Linked DNA regions of Mus musculus: region 1 is linked to region 2. Evidence: chromatin loops called from intact Hi-C (ENCODE). Cell type or tissue: left cerebral cortex. All regions are shown on one strand. Links, peaks and the distances in the headings refer to the core of each region. The heading gives the core; the rest is flanking DNA.

What was found. Peaks named below come from ENCODE experiments on the same cell type or tissue, not always from the same donor. Only the 100,000 strongest peaks of a DNase experiment are listed, where the experiment ranks them.
Region 1: it touches region 2 in a loop (2.1-fold over the local background); 2 of 42 quality-filtered maps call a loop at or near these places.

Annotation. Positions count from the first base shown.
Region 1 is chr3:108,344,336-108,353,350 of GRCm38, forward strand. It overlaps Sort1 (sortilin 1), which reads left to right. Exons shown (of 20, transcript NM_019972.3): 12 at 519-621; 13 at 1,379-1,547; 14 at 2,322-2,512; 15 at 4,233-4,422; 16 at 7,337-7,453. Among named protein-coding and RNA genes, the nearest start is that of Mybphl, 16 kb to the right of the region's middle. In left cerebral cortex, for the core only: no CTCF peak of the experiment used is centred there; a DNase peak (open chromatin) is centred at 4,186; H3K27ac peaks cover 468 bases.
Region 2 is chr3:108,262,641-108,271,655 of GRCm38, forward strand. It overlaps Psma5 (proteasome subunit alpha 5), which reads left to right. Exons shown (of 9, transcript NM_011967.3): 3 at 2,426-2,552; 4 at 3,793-3,860; 5 at 5,153-5,260; 6 at 5,393-5,451; 7 at 6,188-6,290. Among named protein-coding and RNA genes, the nearest start is that of Psma5, 10 kb to the left of the region's middle. In left cerebral cortex, for the core only: a CTCF peak has its summit at 919 (motif pointing left); no DNase peak of the experiment used is centred there.

The DNA of each region.
Region 1 (9,015 bases), core at 331-8,330, 82 kb after region 2:
ACACTCCCCACCCCGCCACCACCCAAGATGGAATATTATTTTGCTTTATATAGGAAGGATATCTGACAAATGATCAACCCTGAGGACATTGCTGCAAGTGAAATGAGCCTATTACAAAAAAAGATGGCTTCTGTACAATTCATTTCTATGAGTGAATATCCCAAAGGGACCCTAGAGTAGTCAGGTCTCCAGAGACAAAGAATGGAACGTGGTTCCTCAGGCGCAGGAGACAGAAGTGGAGACTTGTTGCTTTAAATGTGGTGGTTTCAGTTTTACATGGTGAGAAGGTTCTGAAGGCTAATTAAGCAAGAATATCCCTAAATTATACTTAAAAAGCCAGATAGTACATTTTATTAAGTGAATTCTACCAGGTTGTTTTTTGTTGTTATTATTTGTTTGTTTTTTTAATCATCCCACTGAGGTTTGAGTTAAATTCACAGTCTTATTGGGAGGCTCTGTGAAAGGACTGAGGCCATCAAGTCTTTGGTTTTAATCTGGGCTTTGGTTTCTCTTCACAGTGCAGCCTTCATATCCATGCTTCTTATAGCATCTCCCAGAAGCTAAACGTTCCAATGGCCCCACTTTCCGAGCCCAATGCTGTGGGCATAGTCATCGCTCACGGTAAGGAGCCCTCTCTCTCACAATTGTGGACTGAGCCACCAAGCACAGAGAGACAGCGCTGCCTTTGGGCTTGTGTATGCATACATGCACACACACACACACACACACACACACACACACACCCCACAAGCTCACCCCACATAGTAGGTAGCTGCTCTGTTTTGTTTCTGTGTCCTTTCTGTTGCTGTGATAAACCACTCTGACCAAATGCAACCTGAGGAGGAAAGGATTTATTTCATCTTATCCTTCCAGGTCACAGTTCATCATTGAGGAAGTCATGTCAGGGACCCGGGAGGAGCCTGTTTGCTCCTGGCTCACCTTTTTCAGGCTCGTCGGCAGCTAACTTCCCTATACAACTCAAAACCACCTACCTAGAGGACTGATGGTGCTCCTCAGTGGGCTGGGCCCCCCAAGGCCAATCATTAATCAAGACAATCTCTCACAAACGTGGGTATAGCCCACTCTGACCTGGGCAGTCCCTCACCTTGTGATTCCCCAGAGACGGTGCTAAGCTGTGTCACATGTCCAGCTTGAGGTGACTAGAACAGGATCCTTTGATAGAATTTCCAGTATTGCAACAACTCTTTGGGCTCTTTTAGACTCTCATTGGCAAGAGCAGCAGCTAAGCCTTGATGGCCATCATTTTACTATAACAGGCCTGGTGACAAACACAGTAAACTCACTCAAAGGTTTCCTCTTGTCAGTAACTCCTCGCGGCTTCATTGCTGATGGATGCTAATGGTCAATTACTTTTCAGGTAGTGTGGGAGATGCCATCTCGGTGATGGTCCCAGATGTGTACATCTCAGATGATGGGGGTTACTCCTGGGCGAAGATGCTAGAAGGACCACATTACTATACCATCCTGGACTCTGGAGGCATCATTGTGGCCATTGAGCACAGCAACCGTCCTATCAATGTGATTAAGTATGCATGCTCGAAGCTCCCCACACAGTATCTGCATAGAAGGCAGTGGTGGGGAAGTTCTCGGGCTTACTGCAGGGAGAGCCCGACCCCAACCCTGATTTACATGGTTAGATTCTGTAGACCTCTGGCAAAGGCTCCTTCACAGGGATTCTGTGAGGAAGCAAGCCAGATTGCTCAACACCACTTCCCCTCTCACTCCTCCCAGCTGTAGATTTTATCACTTTTTGAGACTATTTCTCTTGGGCCAGCAAGATGACTAAGCACGTAAAGGTGTTTGCTGCCAGGCCTGACGATCAGAGTTCAATACCCAGAATGCACATGGTGTAAATTAAAAACAATCCTTCCATACCCACACCCACGATTAAATGAAAAATAACAATCTTCTTTCTCTCCACTGCCCAAAATGTAGAAATGCCCAAGCACTCTACCAAGTTAATTTCTAACTTCAGTGCACATGTTATAAAGAAATTCTAGGTATTTCAAGTCTATCTTATTAATTTAGAATTAACTTATTAATTTAGAAACTCATTCTTCCCTGGGCCATGCCTCTGTCTTCCTTTGAGAGAGGTATTCTCTTCCATGCCTTCTATGAGTGAATCCCTTCTCATACCCTGCTAACTAGAGGTATTGGAAATTAAAGTAATTTTCAGACATAAGTCACCCTCTAACTACAAGGGTGTCCCCTGGTCTGGGACCAAAGGGCTAGATTGCTTTCCTGATATCCCCAGTCCATGCTGGTCCTCTGTCATGATCCTTCTCTAACTCGGGTTTCAGGTTCTCCACAGATGAAGGCCAGTGCTGGCAGAGCTATGTGTTCACACAGGAGCCCATCTACTTCACTGGGCTTGCTTCCGAGCCTGGAGCCAGGTCCATGAACATCAGCATCTGGGGATTCACAGAGTCTTTCATTACCCGCCAGTGGGTCTCCTACACAGTCGATTTCAAAGACATCCTTGAGCGGAATTGTGAGTGTCTCCTTCGGAATTTCCCACCAGAAATCTGTAAACCCTTTTCCCCAAATAACCCATTCAGAGAAAATCTCTTTCAACCAGGGTACTCAGATGCATATGCATATGAAAGTCAATGGAGGATGGAACAGAGAAGTCATGCTGGGGCTAGTGCTGTCCACAGGAAATACAAGGGGCATCTGTATAATTTAAATTATTCTGTTAGCTATGTTATAAAATAGAAGGTGAACTACATCTCCATGGTAGAATTATCTATAAATGTCCGAAACATTATTCTTTCAACATGTAAGCGATATGAAGGATCCCTGATAGTTCACCCTTTTCCTTTTAAGTCAGCATTCTTGAGCAAGTCTCAATTCATCCATCCATGCTTGGCAGGAGTGGGGGTGAAGGAGCCGGGCTGCCATATAGGACAGTGTACTCTGCCCTGCAGGAAAGATCTTTTGTACCATTTATGAGACGTTCTTTTGCCTTGTTTGTCTTAAGTGATTTTGTGACATTTGGGGAGGGGGGTGTCCCTCTGTAGGACATTGGATGCATTGGGACTGTAGAAAGCAAGCTTTGGAGGGGAGCGTTTGGAAGGTCCGCTCTCTGACCCTGTTACTCAGAACACTGAAGGGAGGGGTTTCACATGGAGGTTGAGTTTAATGTGAGTCCTAGTGGAGACTCTAAACCCTGGGCAGGTATGAGGACTTCCAGAAGCAAGTGTCCAGCACATGGCGCTCCCAGAGTGTCGCAAACAAACCCAGTGTAGTGTCTCAATGAGAAAGATGTAGACTAAAAGAAAACACTATGGGAAAGGTGCCTGCGTTCACTGTCGGCATCATACAACCAAGGGCTTACAGGAGTCATTTTAGAGACGGGTGTCCCCTGGGTTCACCCTGCAGCACCTGTAATGCAGGACTCTCAGCCTGCACTTCCTTTTCTATAAGACACTTAAGTGTGATTCATAACCTGAGTGCACTTGGCTTCTAAATGCACTAAAGAAGGTGGACAGAGCTGGCTTGTGAGTTCATCCTCAGCAGGGAACTCTATATTACTATATTAGCTCTCAAATATTTGTTACACACCTGTCCCCTAGCAGGCTGGCTCACTGCTGGTCCTCAAGTCCTCCCAAAAAAAAAACCCAGGCAACACTCTAGGTTCCAACCTAGGAGCATTGTCCCCGGAGCAGATGATGTTGTCTACTGAAGCAGAAGCAGATGTTGGCCGTCAGAGAGCCAGTGGGCTCTAGAGAAAAGCTAGGAAGAGGCCGGTTCCCCTCTGCTGGAAGCCAAGTATGGCCGGCAACCCTGAATCTGGGCTCTTGTTGGTGTCTTATGCTAAACAAATGGCCAACGTATGGGAAACATGGCTGCTTGTCTCTGACAGCTCCAGGGATGGAGGGACCAGGCCATCAAGGCAGACCGCAGCCTCTTGGTTTGGGAAGACTCTAGTGCTCCCTGTACAACCTCACTTTAAAACAAAGATTTCTCCTAATCCCCCCCACAGAAGGCGATACAGAGAGAGTCTTCCTTTGCTATGAGGAAGTGCAACTGCTAGTGGGTTCTAGACTAAAGTGACTTTGTGTTTGCAACTCCAGACAGAAGCAAGAGATTGAATAAGACAGCTCACCTGCCTTCCCTCCCCTCCTCCTCCCCTGAGCCTGACAGCTGCCTCTCTCTTGTGGGTGGGCTGTGTGCTATGCCGACTCCTGAACATTCTGTCTGTCCTTTAGGTGAAGAGGATGACTATACCACGTGGCTGGCACACTCCACAGACCCTGGAGATTACAAAGACGGCTGCATTTTGGGCTATAAAGAACAGTTCCTACGGCTACGGAAGTCATCCGTCTGTCAGAATGGTCGAGACTATGTTGTGGCCAAGCAGCCATCCGTCTGTCCGTGTTCCCTGGAGGACTTCCTCTGGTATCAGCATTTCTCAGATCCCTCTGTCAGCCCCTGTCCCACATTCGGGGAGGTGGAAAATAGTTGTCTTATCCAGCTAAGAAATCCTGACATTCCTCTCCACCAGACTAAATAACTCTTGCCTGCTGTCCACAAAAGTGAAGCCCAGAGAAAGGGGACCAAACGGTACTAACACTTCACAGATTACTTTATCATACTGGATAGTCACTGGACACAGACTGTCCAGCCTTAGAGGTCGTGACATGGACATGGTGGGAAGGACAGAAATTAAATAAGAAGAGGCGGTCTGGCGTGTAACTCGGGTGGTACAGGGTTTGCCTAGCATGCACGGAGCCCTGAGTCCAATCCCCAACATCAAATAAAGCATGTGTGTTGGTTTATGCAGTAATCCCAGCACGTGGGGGTAGGAGCAGTTCGGTAATAGCCTGGAATACATAAGACTGTCTCAAAACTAAACTAAGGGTTGCAGGGGCAGTCTACAAAATGATAAACTAAAAACAACAGGAACAGTAGCTCAGGGCCGGGGAGGAAATTGGACTTGGCAGGTGGCTTCTGGAAGGCTTTGGATCATCTGCAAGACTGAGGACTGAAGGGTGGTGATTAGGTCCTGAGAGTAGAAGTGACATCATTATGTTCATGGTGCCTAGGTCTCAGTGAATATAGAGGCCACCAGGATGTACTCCCTAAAGTTCAGGACCATCAGAGATCAAGAGTTAGTTAGTTATGTGGTGATCTGGTGTTAGTTGATATACAAGAGGCCAATGTCACTTAAATGAGGACATTTGGGGCAAATAAGGGCTGCCTCCTATTGCAGGTGATAACTTGCTGCTTGTGACAGACAGGAAGTAAAATTGGCTTCCCAAAGCACTTGGACAAAGAGGACAGCTAGTACTCTTGTCCCCTTGTCATAGTCCCCTGAACTACAGGTGACAGCTCAATGCAGGTCTGAAGGAAACTCAGGTCCAACCCTCGGTGGCTCTTCCCATCCTCATTTCCACAGGAAACACATCACTCAGCTCACCTTCGACTGCCAGGCAAGCGTGGGGTCACTCTGAGGGGTTGTCCTGTCCTTACCCTGGCCTCCGGGGCCTCTTTCCCTGAGCTGCTGTCTCCTAATGAGCTGGGGTCCTGCAGAGTGCAGGGTTGTGAGAATGTTTCCTCTGTGAGGAAGATCTGTCCTCACCCCGTACCTCCCCCTTGGCCTTTAATGGATAAGATGGACAGACAGACAGCACAGCTTGAAAGCCTCTTTCATTTTCCCCCACCAGACACACACAGGAAGCGGTAGTGAGGAGAGGAGAAGGGTCCCCTGTGCTGAAAAGGAGGGGGACCTCGGAGCAGCTTGTTGAGGTGGTGGCATCAAGCTGAGTGCTGATGAGCAAGTGGGGCAGAGAAGCCAGAGGCCTGTTGGGAGCTTAGACACCCACAGCACACCAAGGAAGGCTGAGAGGAGTCAGAGAAACATTTGGCAGGCAGAGCCCCATGAACTCCAGGCTAGCCTCATCTATAGTGTAACCTCTAGAGCTACATTTTAAAAAAGAGAAATATGGATCAGAGTTCAGGTCAAGGACTTTCAAGCTTAAGTTTCCCTTTCAGATGGTGGAAGAAAGGTACTGTTGTAAACAGACACGGAACCAAGGAGGAGACGATGTTAGGTTTGTTGATCAGTAAGCCTCGTGGGGCCTTAGGCATTCATTCCCAAAGTTGCAGAAGGTGTTGAAGACAAAATACAGGAACTAAAACATAAATGAGGAGCTAGAGATGTCATTTGGTTTAGTGTAACAAATTTGCTTCATGTGTGTCAGAGTCTAATTAAGTCCCCAGCACTAGGAGGTGGGAATGGCTTATAGTCTAGATGAGCAAAATAAGGTAATTAAAAGTATTCTTGCACGAAATATGGCTAGACACAGGATATAGCTCAGGGCTAGAGCACTTGCCAAGCATATATCAGACCCTGTATTCAACCCTGAGAGAGGGGTTGGGGGAGAGAGGAAGGAAGGGAGGGAGGGAGAGATTTGCCCAACTAAAAGATAAGGGATGATTTATAGGGTAGACATGGAGGCCGAGGAGAAGACACTAATGAGTGGAGGAGATCAGTTGTCCTTTCTTATAGTCTGTGTGCAAGGACTTAGGGTGGTGGGACCAAAACATGGATGCTGTCCATGTCAAGGGTCAACCTTGGAAAAGAGGCAGGATCTCACAGAAGGGAAGGGAGGGTGGATGAGAGGTACTACAAAGAGACGGCGTGGAATGGAAGGGGCTGGCAGGGAGCTGGATCAGTGGCCTGCATGCTTGCTGTACAGGCATGAGATGATGAATTCTGACCCTCAGCACCCACATAAGGCGGCACACATCTGCAACTTCAGTGTTAGTGATAGGGGAGAGACAGGCAGATCTGGAGTTCACTGGCCCGCCTAGCTAGTCTGTCAGTCAGTGAGCTCCAGGTTCAGTGAGAAACCCTGTCTCAAAAAAATCGCCAAGGAGGAGAGGCAGAGAGGAAGACACCTGACAGTACCTTTTGGCCTCCATGCTTGGGTATGGGCATTTTACACATGCTACCACACATGCAGTGTCTGAGCGTGAGCAGCACTGCAGGGCAGAAATGCGAGGCAGAGCAAGTCAGTCCATGGGGGTTGGGGAGTCCCATTAGGCCCTAACCTTTAAATGCTCCACCACCTCTCAGTAGCTCCACACTGGGGACCGTGCCTTTAACACAGGGACCTGTGAAAGACACTTAAGATTCTAGCATGGATCTGCAAGGACGCCATAGCTTTCCCAACCCATTCCTCGCAGCTGTTCTCACCTCAGTTGGAGCATCCACAATGGGAATGTCAGCTCTCCACTTGACCTACCAGTCGCGTGCTGGCTTGTAGGCAGGCAACTTCAAAAGTATCCTTATTGTTGGTTCTTACAGTGACTTTGGCTACTTCCGTCCGGAGAACGCCTCAGAGTGCGTGGAGCAGCCTGAACTGAAGGGGCATGAGTTAGAGTTCTGTCTGTACGGCAAGGAGGAGCACCTGACAACAAATGGGTAAGGCGGCCTCCCACATCGCGCTCTCACCTCCCTGAGCCGAAGTGGTAGCGCCACACGGTTCTGAGTGAGCGATGTTCCGGACATTCATGAAATCACCATCTAGTAGACCTTCTGTGATGAGAAAATATTCTGATAAACTATTGGCCTCCTGGGACCATTGACTCCTGTGCAAATTAGTTTCTATTAATCTTCTATTCAAATGGCCTCCACAGGAGCCAACGCAGTGCTCTCCCAAGGACTCCCCTCTCCCATTTTTTGTGCTACTTGTTAATAAGCTTTCTCCAGGACTCAGTTTGGGGTGCAGTCTAAAGGCACAGACATAGAAATGCTAAGTCTGTGCAGGCCCTGAAACCACACAAAATCTCCTCATGGGCAGCGCCCTTCCCTGCCTCCAGACCTGGCCCAGACCCATTTTGCCTACCTCCTAATATTTCAGTCAACAAAACAATGCATTTGCAAAACAGAACTTCCCAAGGAGGTGGCCAAGCCTGCTGTCCTAAGGATAGGGTTTAGCGACATTTGTAGGGAAAGAGGATGAAACTTGGTGGGCAGCGTATGTCTGTAACCCCAGCACTCAGGCTATAGGGTGGGAGGTCCCCTTAAGTTCAACAGCAGTTTGTACTACACACCTAGTTCTAGGCTAGCCAATTCTACTTAGAAAGCCCTATCTTGAGAAAGGAAGGGGGAATGGCTTCCATGAGCATAAATAAATATGGGCACATGTGTAACTTAGTTTCATAGCTCCTCACAGAACACATGCACACAAACGCTCAGAAATGCTGCTCCCATAGTCTCAGGTTAGAGGTTTTAGTCCTTTAATGTCAAAAAGTTAACCATTGAATTGTCCTGAGTCATTCAAAGGATCCCCTGCGTAGTCACTTGAGTTGTGGCCATTTAAGTCCCTGAAAATTGTTGGGTATGGTGGCACACTCCTTTAATTCCAGCACTTGGGAGGCAGAGGCAGGCCAATCTCTGTAGGTTCAAGGCCTGCCTGGCCTACCTAGTGAGTTTTAGGACAGCAAGAGTGACATACTGAGACCCTGTCTTAAAAACAAAACAAAAGCCCCTGAAAATGAACAAGAGCCACCTTGATCGTCATGACCCAGCGTCATGACCCATCGTCACAGTGCTACAGCTCAGGTAGTGAGAAACAACTGTGTGGCCTCTGAGTTGGGGCCTTTAAAGTCCGTTAGAGTTAGAGGCTAACAGCAAGTGAAGCTAGAGCTTTGTTCAGATTTCCTCAATTTCCCAGAGACAAGAACTTTCTGCAGTTTTCAAATCTGTTTTCTAGAAAGAGACAGCCCAGGAATATATTCTGGTTTTTTAAAAAAATGTATTCTGCTTTAAAAAAATAAATTATCTTCTTTCCACCCCTTCTTCATTTCCTTTTTCTCCTCTTCTCTATTTTTATGTGTGGTGTGTGTTTGTGTGTGGGGTGTGTGTGTGTGTGGTATGCATATATGTGGTATGTATGTATAGTATGTATGTATATAGTGTGTTTATATGTTGTGTGTGTGTAGTATATGTATGTAATGTTCTTGTACCTTAATATAGACATT
Region 2 (9,015 bases), core at 434-8,433:
CTATAAATTATGTAATAAAAACAATCCTTTAGGCTATACCATCTAATTTCAACTTCTCTGAGGCAGCACTTAAAGCTTCTTTTTTTTTTAAGATTAATTTTTATTTTTATGAGTGTGGGTGTTTTTCCTCACCTATATTTACATGTGTAGTGTGCCTTCAAAGGCAAGAAGAGGACACTGGGACCCTTGGAGTGCTGATTATGTATGGTTCTGTTCCACCCAGCATTTGGATGCTGCCAACTGAGCCCAGGTCCTCTGCAAGAACAGCAGGTTCTCTGGCTTGCTGAGCCATCTCTCCAGCCCCACTCTCAGTTCCTTTATCACCTTCTATTGAGAACATGGGCATCATCTGATAGGCATCATCTACACACTTTTCATAATGGAATAAATTTCTGCATATCTGTTCTCTGGCCACCCACAGTTGCCTAGAGGATTGGACATAGTCAATGCAACCTCTCAAATAGCTTACACATAGCAATTTTTGTCAAATTTATCAGTAGTTGTGCTAGTAGAACTTTTCATGGTTGGGCCATACTGTGAGCATTTGAGAGTAATATATATGCATGAGACATGATGTACTCGTTAACAGGCCTAGAATCACCGAGGAGGAAAGCCTCCAGTTAACTGTGGTGGGGAGGCCTACCCTCACTGAGGGCCACAGCAGCTGGGCTTTGCTCTTGTGCTTGATAAAAAGAGAAAGCTTGCTGCGCACTAGCACTCGCTGTCTGTCCTTCCTGATGGTGTGCGCAGTGTGACTAGCAGCTGCCCTTTCCTGCCACCAGGCCTTCCTCCTTTAAGGTGCTTCATGTCATGTATTTTGACTGGGGCTGGAGAGATGGCTCAGCAGTTAAGAGCAGTGACTGCTCTTCCAGAGGTTCTGAGTTTAATACCCAGCAACCACATGGTGGCTCACAACCATCTGTAATGGGTTCTGATGCCCTCTTCTGACATGCAGGTGTGCATGCAGATAAGAGTGTTCATATACATGAAATAAATTTTTAAAAAATCAGAACTATTTTGAGCACATTCAGTCTAAACCATGCTTTTTGTGTGGATTCCTGGATGGGCTGGAGAACTCTTCCAGAGTTGAGTTCCCAGAACTCGGGTTGGGTGGGTCACAACCCTGTAACTCTAGGCCTCAGGATCTGACATCTTCTGGCCTCTGCAGGATTTCACATAAGGGAACGTACACACTAAGTAACACATAAATAAAAGTGAATTAAAACGTTTAAAAAGATTTATGGAATTCTGTGTTTGTTTGTTTGTTTTTAACAATATCAGGTTTAATCAGTGTTCACAGTTGGCGGGTCATTGTTATATAGAAATAAGTAGATGTAGTGGGAATCCAGGGAATAAAGCATGGTCTTAGGCGACTTTATGACGAGTGGATACATTTGGAGAGGCAGAAGGAGAGTACATTCCACAGGAGACAGCTTCAGGAAAGGTGGTAGTGTTGCTGCTAGTAATGTAATACTTTGAACAGTTGTGTTGTACCTAAGGGGTTAGTCAGTTAATAATAAAGTTGGAGGTGAAAGATAGCATCATTAGATTATGAGAAGCTCATTTGGTTTTTAATTAAAGGCAATACAGAGAGCATCAGTTCTTAAGAGAAATACAGTAAAAATCACAGTTTTCCCCTCAGTGTACCAATAAAAGATACATTTAGAGCAAAAGACTAAATATGAGACAAAGATGCTAAGTGTGGCTCATGCCTTAGGAGGCAGAAACAAACCTAGTCTACACAGAAAATTTCAGCCTGGCTAGAATTCTATGAGACCATTTCACAAGGAATAGATTGGGCGGTGGGGGCATGTAACAGGAACACTTGTTTATTATATGGTAGACACCATTTTCTCTATGGAGCTATCAGGACTGTCTTCATTCTGCAGATAGTTGAGTTCATAGTGCTGAGGTGTATAGGTGACACAGGTGAAACGGTGACTTTACTACACTGGACTGCTAGTGACTTTGGGTTAAGTTAGTATTTCCCTGTGGTTACTGAGGATGGCGTCTATTCTGTCCCTATCCCTTTCCTCTTTTCTTTCCCTGGGTGACATGGGTTTGGGGAGCATAACTATTGGACAGACTCATAGATGGCAGAGGTAAAAGCCACCGTTCCAGAAGAAGACAAACAAAAACCTGTGATTAGAACTTTAGAATTCTTCCTCCCAGTGCTAGTGCTAACATAGAAATTTTCAGATGTGTTCTGACCTTATAGACTGGGGACCAATCCTTGCTCATTTGAGGTTAAGCCCATGTACAGGATTCTGTAAATGCTTTTGCTAGTCAAGGGAACAGTTAGATGCTTTCTGTTCTTCCTGCATCCTAGGTATGGATAACTGAGTTTCTGCTTATGAAGCTGTGCAAGGATTTCTTTAAGCTGTGTGATAACCACAGCATGGTTTTTGTTTTTGTTTCATTTTAGCTTGGTTCTACAGCCATTGGCATCCAGACCTCAGAGGGTGTATGTCTAGCTGTGGAGAAGAGAATTACCTCCCCACTAATGGAGCCTAGCAGCATTGAGAAGATTGTAGAGATCGATGCTCATATAGGTGAGTGATGAGTGGGAGCTGCTATAGGATCTGGTGTGGGTTACTTAATCTTCTGTGATCCAAGGGAGGCCACACAGCTCTTCTGTTCAAGGCAGGAGGCCAGTACGTAAATCTAGGCAGTGGAAGGCAGCCTCAGGACCAAACTGAGGCTTAACCTACTACCAGAAAGCCTTTTCATCTATTTTACTTTTTGTAGTGCTTGGAATTGAACCCAGGATACTCTCACAAGCTAGGCAAGCACTCTACCACTGAAATATAACCCGATCTTTGGCAAATATTATACTTTAATACATTAAGGTTGGATCTTTGGCTAGTTCCTGTGATGGCTGTGTTTTAATTCATGCATGTTACCCTAGTAGTAAGCTAGCTGGAGCGGAAATAGTGTGGAAAAATGTAATGTCCACTGAGAAAAAAAGTAATTCTCAAAGATTTCAAAGTGTATAAGGTTCAGGGTGTTAAAGGAGTCATGTTAGACCAGCCTGTTCTGTGTGAGAGACTTAACTGATCTCTTCCTGCCCTCTCTGTCTTTTCTCTTGTCTTTAGTATAATTTTCTTGTTGGCTCTTGACAATGTAACATTAAAAGATACATACTTTTACAGTTACAGCTTTATATTGTAATTGGCTATCCAAATTTGCTTATCTTACCTACTCAACCCAGTTACTACAACATTTGCAAAGTAATTAATTACTCAAAGGCCATAAGAGCTAAATGCTTTGGTAACTGGGAGCTTAGTATTCCCTTTCATAGCTGGAGAAACAGATCTTAGAGTTGGAATGTTGTCTGCCGTATCTCAGGTCAACTGTCTTTTGGAGGTAGGTTAGTATCACTTCATTCAACAGAGAAAGATTAACAAAATCTTGTTAGACTCCGTGGCTATATAGAGGGAGGCATGGTACGTGTCTTCCGGGAACTGATGGTCTTATTTATGGTGGTGCACAGTGTGCACTCAGTGAGGATGTGATGAAGGAAAGAGTTTTGTCTGGGCCCAGTGGTCATGAGTTTTAGTTACTTTTACTACACTGTGACCAGATATCTGACATCTTAAGAGAAGGAACTTGTTTTCTGGCTTGCTCATAGTTTTAGAGGGTTTACTATCATCATGATGAATCCATCTGTGACCATCTGTGTCCACAGCAGGGAAGACCAGGAGTAGAGAAAGGAGAGTATTTACTTAGTGGATGGGCATGAAAAACTGTAGAGTGTTTGGCTGATTGGTCACTGTTGCTTTTATATTGCAGGTTGTGCCATGAGTGGGCTAATTGCTGATGCTAAAACTTTAATTGATAAAGCCAGAGTGGAGACACAGGTAAAATCAACATCTTCTCTGCTTTTCATTGTGATGCATGCAGTCCTTGTTTAGTGATGACAGAGCTACCAAGGCTACATTGCAATGTCTGTGCCCGTATTAGACATGGCTCTTGAGAGTTTTGGGTCCATTCCCCTGCTAAAACACCTCGGGACTTAGGACTTAGCTCTCCAGCCATTGCAACAGAAAGCAAGCTCTGGTTAATAGGGCCTACAGCCTCTTACTTCTTCTAGGCTCACCTTGTGTAAAGCATACACTGTATCCCCTGATTAACTACCTGGGGGCCATCATAGAGGGATGTGGTCATAGAAAGAGGGTATCCTGACAGCTGCCTTTTCTGCCAGGCTTATAAAGTTGTTCTCATCTGGTAAGCAATGATTTGTGCCAGGTGACAAATTCAGGTTAGGAATGCTGGGGTTTTTTTTTGTTTTTTTAATAAAACAACAAAAACCCATAAGCAAATCCTTGGCTATTTGTGCTTTGACTGTAGTAGGCTAATAAGGGAAACAACTAATCACAAGGTAGTTTTTGCACATATTTCCAAGTTTGTCCTTTATACTTAGTAATAATTTAACATAAACTCTTAACAAGGTAAGGTGAGTGTCTAAAGAAAATTGACACTTGGATATTTACACTGACTTTGTGAAAGAACTAAACTTGCTGCCTTGTTTTTAGGTGTCACTGTTTTGCATGGGTAGCAGCCTCTAGGTCATCCTTATTTCCAGAGCTTATCAGTGTGTACCCTCTCCCTCTGTCCTCCTCCTCTTCATTTTTCCCTGCTCCCTCTTAAGACATGGTCTTTCTGTGACCAGCTCAGACTAGCCTTAAAAGTCACCATCCTCCTGAGGGTGGGGATCATGGGCATATGCCATCGTATCTGGCAGTCAGAGCTGTTCCTCTTCTGATATAACCCAAGCACTCAGTGGCTAGTGTTAGTCAAGAAAAGCATGTTAAACCGGGCAGCGGTGGCGCACGCCTTTAATCCTAGCACAGGGGAGGCAGAGGCAGGTGGATTTCTGAGTTGGAGGCCAGCCTGGTCTACAGAGTGAGCTCCAGGACAGCCAGGGCTACACAGAGAAACCTTGTCTCAAAAAACAAAAACAAAAACATGTTGATCTGGGCAGGTGGTCTGTCTTAGCTCTTGGGAGGCTGAGGTGGGAGGATTGTAAGTTCTGGGTCTGACATTCAGAGAGACCCTGTCCCAAACAGAAGAGGCATGTGAGCACGAGGTGATGGTTGGTGTGAGTTTCCTTTTTACCAAGAAGCAGTATCATTCTTTACCCTTTTTATAGAACCACTGGTTCACCTATAATGAGACAATGACAGTTGAGAGTGTGACCCAGGCTGTGTCCAATCTGGCTCTGCAGTTTGGAGAAGAAGATGCAGATCCAGGTGCTATGGTGAGTTAGTTCTGATGCTTGTGCTGAGCCTGCTTGCTGTTCTGGGGGACTGAGAACATTTGTCCTCTGCACACATTTCTGAGGACTCTCATTATTTGTTGCCTCTTCTAAATTAATTCTTTTTGGTTCTAGTCTCGTCCCTTTGGAGTAGCATTGTTGTTTGGAGGAGTTGATGAGAAAGGACCCCAACTGTAAGTACCATTTCCCACCCCTGCTTTGGGATGGCAGGGCAGGTGGATCTACGTGAGTTCGATTCCAGCCAGGGCTACACGGAGAAACTTTGTTCAAAAAACCAACCAACCAGTGAATGAATAAATGAGATAAAAAAATAAAAGGAAAGAAGCAAAAATTGATGAAAAGTAGGACTTCTGAGCCAGTGTTTCTGTGCTGTTTATACCAGTGTTGGGACCCATGAAGAAGCCTCTGTCTAGCCAGCACTAATTCTCTAAAGCTTACACATTGCCTCATTGCTGTTACCATGTGGTGCTCACTCTCACATCGGTGTAGCACATAAGATTGACATAGGCATACGTGGTCATTCTCCTGTTGATGTCTTAGGTGGACATAGGTGCCATGGTGATGTATACTCTCTGTCATTCTCTCACCCAAGATCCTGAGGAAGTTCATGATTTTATTAATGTTTTCTTTTTTTAAAAATTAGTTTAATGTTTAAATTTTAATGTTAAATTTGAATTTTTTGTTTAGCACATAAAATAGGTTTTATTGTAACATTTCCATATGTACACAGATGTGTATATCATTAGTCAGGACCCTTTAAAAGAACTGTTTTTTCAAAATAAAAAGTCTTTAGGGGCTGTGCCTCAGTATTGCAGTGGCATGTCCTGGCTCCAGGGTAAAATGCTTATACTTCTTTTAGTGAGGTATTTGTGGCTTAAGACGCCCTTTTAAACATTGATGTCTTTTCAGGTTTCACATGGACCCATCTGGGACCTTTGTACAGTGTGATGCTCGAGCAATTGGCTCTGCTTCTGAGGGTGCCCAGAGCTCCTTGCAAGAAGTTTACCATAAGGTAATCCATCATTCTCACTGTTCTTGCAATCTTTAAAGTCAGTGTTTAACGTCTGTGTGAGTAAAACTATAGACCTGGAATCACAACCTAAAACAAGACACAGAACACAATTTATCTGCCAAAGTGCTTATTCATCTTTCTCTTCATTTGCAACTATTTACCAGTATAGATTTGTCTGTTCTTGTCCTTTTCATAAGTGAAATTAATACAGCTTTGCCACTTTGGTTGTTATGAGTTTATGCTGGCTTTCTACACTAATGTGCTTTACCACTGATCTTTTTTAGTTCCTGAGACAGGGTCTCTCTTTGTAGTTCTAGATGGACTGTACTTGCTAAGTAGACTTGGCTGGTCTCAAACTCATTGAGATCCTCTTACTTCTGCTTTCCTAGCTCTGGGATTAAAGGAATATGCCACCAAGCCTAGCTTTCTTATTGTACTGTTAGGTTAGTTTTGTTTTGTTTTTTTTGCTGAATAATATGCCATGCTATGACTATAGCACAATGTTTGTCTTCTATCCTGACAGCTTCACTTAGCAGTTAATAATGCCTAGTGTGGATATTGAGGCAAGTGAGTAGTTGGTACTTCCTTTCTAGAATAGGAAGATTTGGGTTTTTGTAGTTCATTTCTATGGTTGAAGGCTGCCACACCCAGGTGGGTCACATAGGGAATCTCTGCTCATATTAACATAGGCGTATTTAAGAGGTATTTTAGGTTTGGCATATAAATAAGTCTATACAAAAATTAGGTTTTCATTATACTGTAACTATTAGTTACTTTTCTATCACGATGATAGAACACAATGACCAAGTTTATAGAAGGAAGTTTATAGAAGGAAGGATTTATTTGGGCTTATGACTCCAGAGGGATAAGAGTCCATCATTGTGGGAATACATGGCAGCAAGTGGCATGCAAGGCTCCAGGAGCAGGAGAGCTCACAGTTTCAATGCAAGCACAAAGAAGAGAAAGCAAACTGGAAGTAGGGTGACGCTTTAAGCTCTCAAAGCCTGCCCCCAGGGAATATTTGCTCCAGCAAGGTTATCCCTCCTAAGCCTCCCCAAATAGTACCACCAACTGGGCACCAAGCACTCAGATATCAGAACCTGTGGGAATATTGCTCATTTAAATCAACACAGTGTGTAGTAAGTAGCATTATGTCTGAAAGCTTTTCACAATTTAATTGCAATTTTTTTCCACTAAAAATGATAAGCAAATTGTAATTCTTTTGCTATGGTGCTGGTGGCTTTTAAGGGTTAGGTAGCTGTGACAGCTTCTTACGGGGATACAGGAGCGTCTGTGGCATCAACGAACTGTTGTTTTCATGAAAAATTAGGTGTAGTATATGAATGAGAGTGTGTGATAGTGTCTATGCACAGAATTTTCATTCCAAACTGATTGATGCTCAGGCTTTTCTGTGCTTTATCAGCTAAACTTATGTTAATATAAAAGGGAAAGGGAGGGCTGGGACTGTAGCTCCTGGAAGATCACTTGCACAAATACATGAGGCTGTACATTGTTAAAATTGCTTTTTAAAAAGGGGCCTTTTCTTTCCCTTTTCACAGCTTGCTTAACTAATTTGGCACAAGAGGCCTAGCTTTCAGCCTAACTCAAATCTTGATAAACTGGACTAAGCGTTCTCATTTTCAGGTTTTGGTTTAAAGCGGGAAGCATGGGACTCTACCTTTTACTGTAGTAACATCCTTAGATTGACCTCGTTCAGTATTGTTGTCTTGGGAATGTAGAAAAATCCCTCCAAAAGATGGGCAGTACAGCAGTGAGGATATCTGCTACATTTGTCAAGGTTGATTCCTGTAATGTGGCTTGTGGGACTCGAGCAATTACGGCAATAGCACCACAAGTGACTTGCTAGGTTTCCAGGATCTGTCTTAGTATAGTGCTTCTCTTGTAAGCATGATCCCCAGAAACCACATTAATAAAGCCATGGGAACTGTGCCTCAGTGGGTAAGAACAAACTGCTCTCACAGAGGACTCGAGTTTGGTTCGTAGAACCCATGTCACCTGTAACTGCAGCTCTAGGGAATCTGACACCCTTTTTTGGTCTCTGAGGGCACTTGCACTCCTGTGTATACCCACACAAAGATGGACATCGTTAAAAAAAAATTCTTGGAAAATGGAGGGGGCAGCCAGGCGTCTGTAGTACAGGCTTTTAATCCCAGTGCTGGGGAGGCAGAGACGGGTGGCTCACTGGAGCTGACTTGGTAGGCAGCCTAGCCTGCTTGGTGAATTCCAGACCAGAGAGAGATTGATTTCAAAAAGGTATCTGTGGAGTAACATCCAAGTTGTCCTCTGACTTCCACTTGGGTGCATGTGCAACCCCCCCCCCCCAACAAACACCCCCACACACACACATCTGCACATACCTGAAAATACAGACACTAAAGAGAGGAAAAATGGTTACCAAACAGATCACACTGTTGTGAGAATTAATCAGAAATAACAGACACAGAATAATCCATTGCTTTTAGAAAATGTTACCAGTAAGCTTGTTCAATATGAGGTTGCCACTGATCTGCAGTATTTGCTAAGTGCAGCACAACAAAGCACAATAAAATGCGGTTTGCTTGTAATATAGCTTTCATATGTAGAGAAAATTAAATGTTAGTTAGTGCTGTGTGTGTATGTGTACACAAGTGAGAGCCATATAGGAAGAGGAATTTGAAATGAGAGAATACCTCATCAAATTAGTTTTTGGGCAAATCCTTAGGAT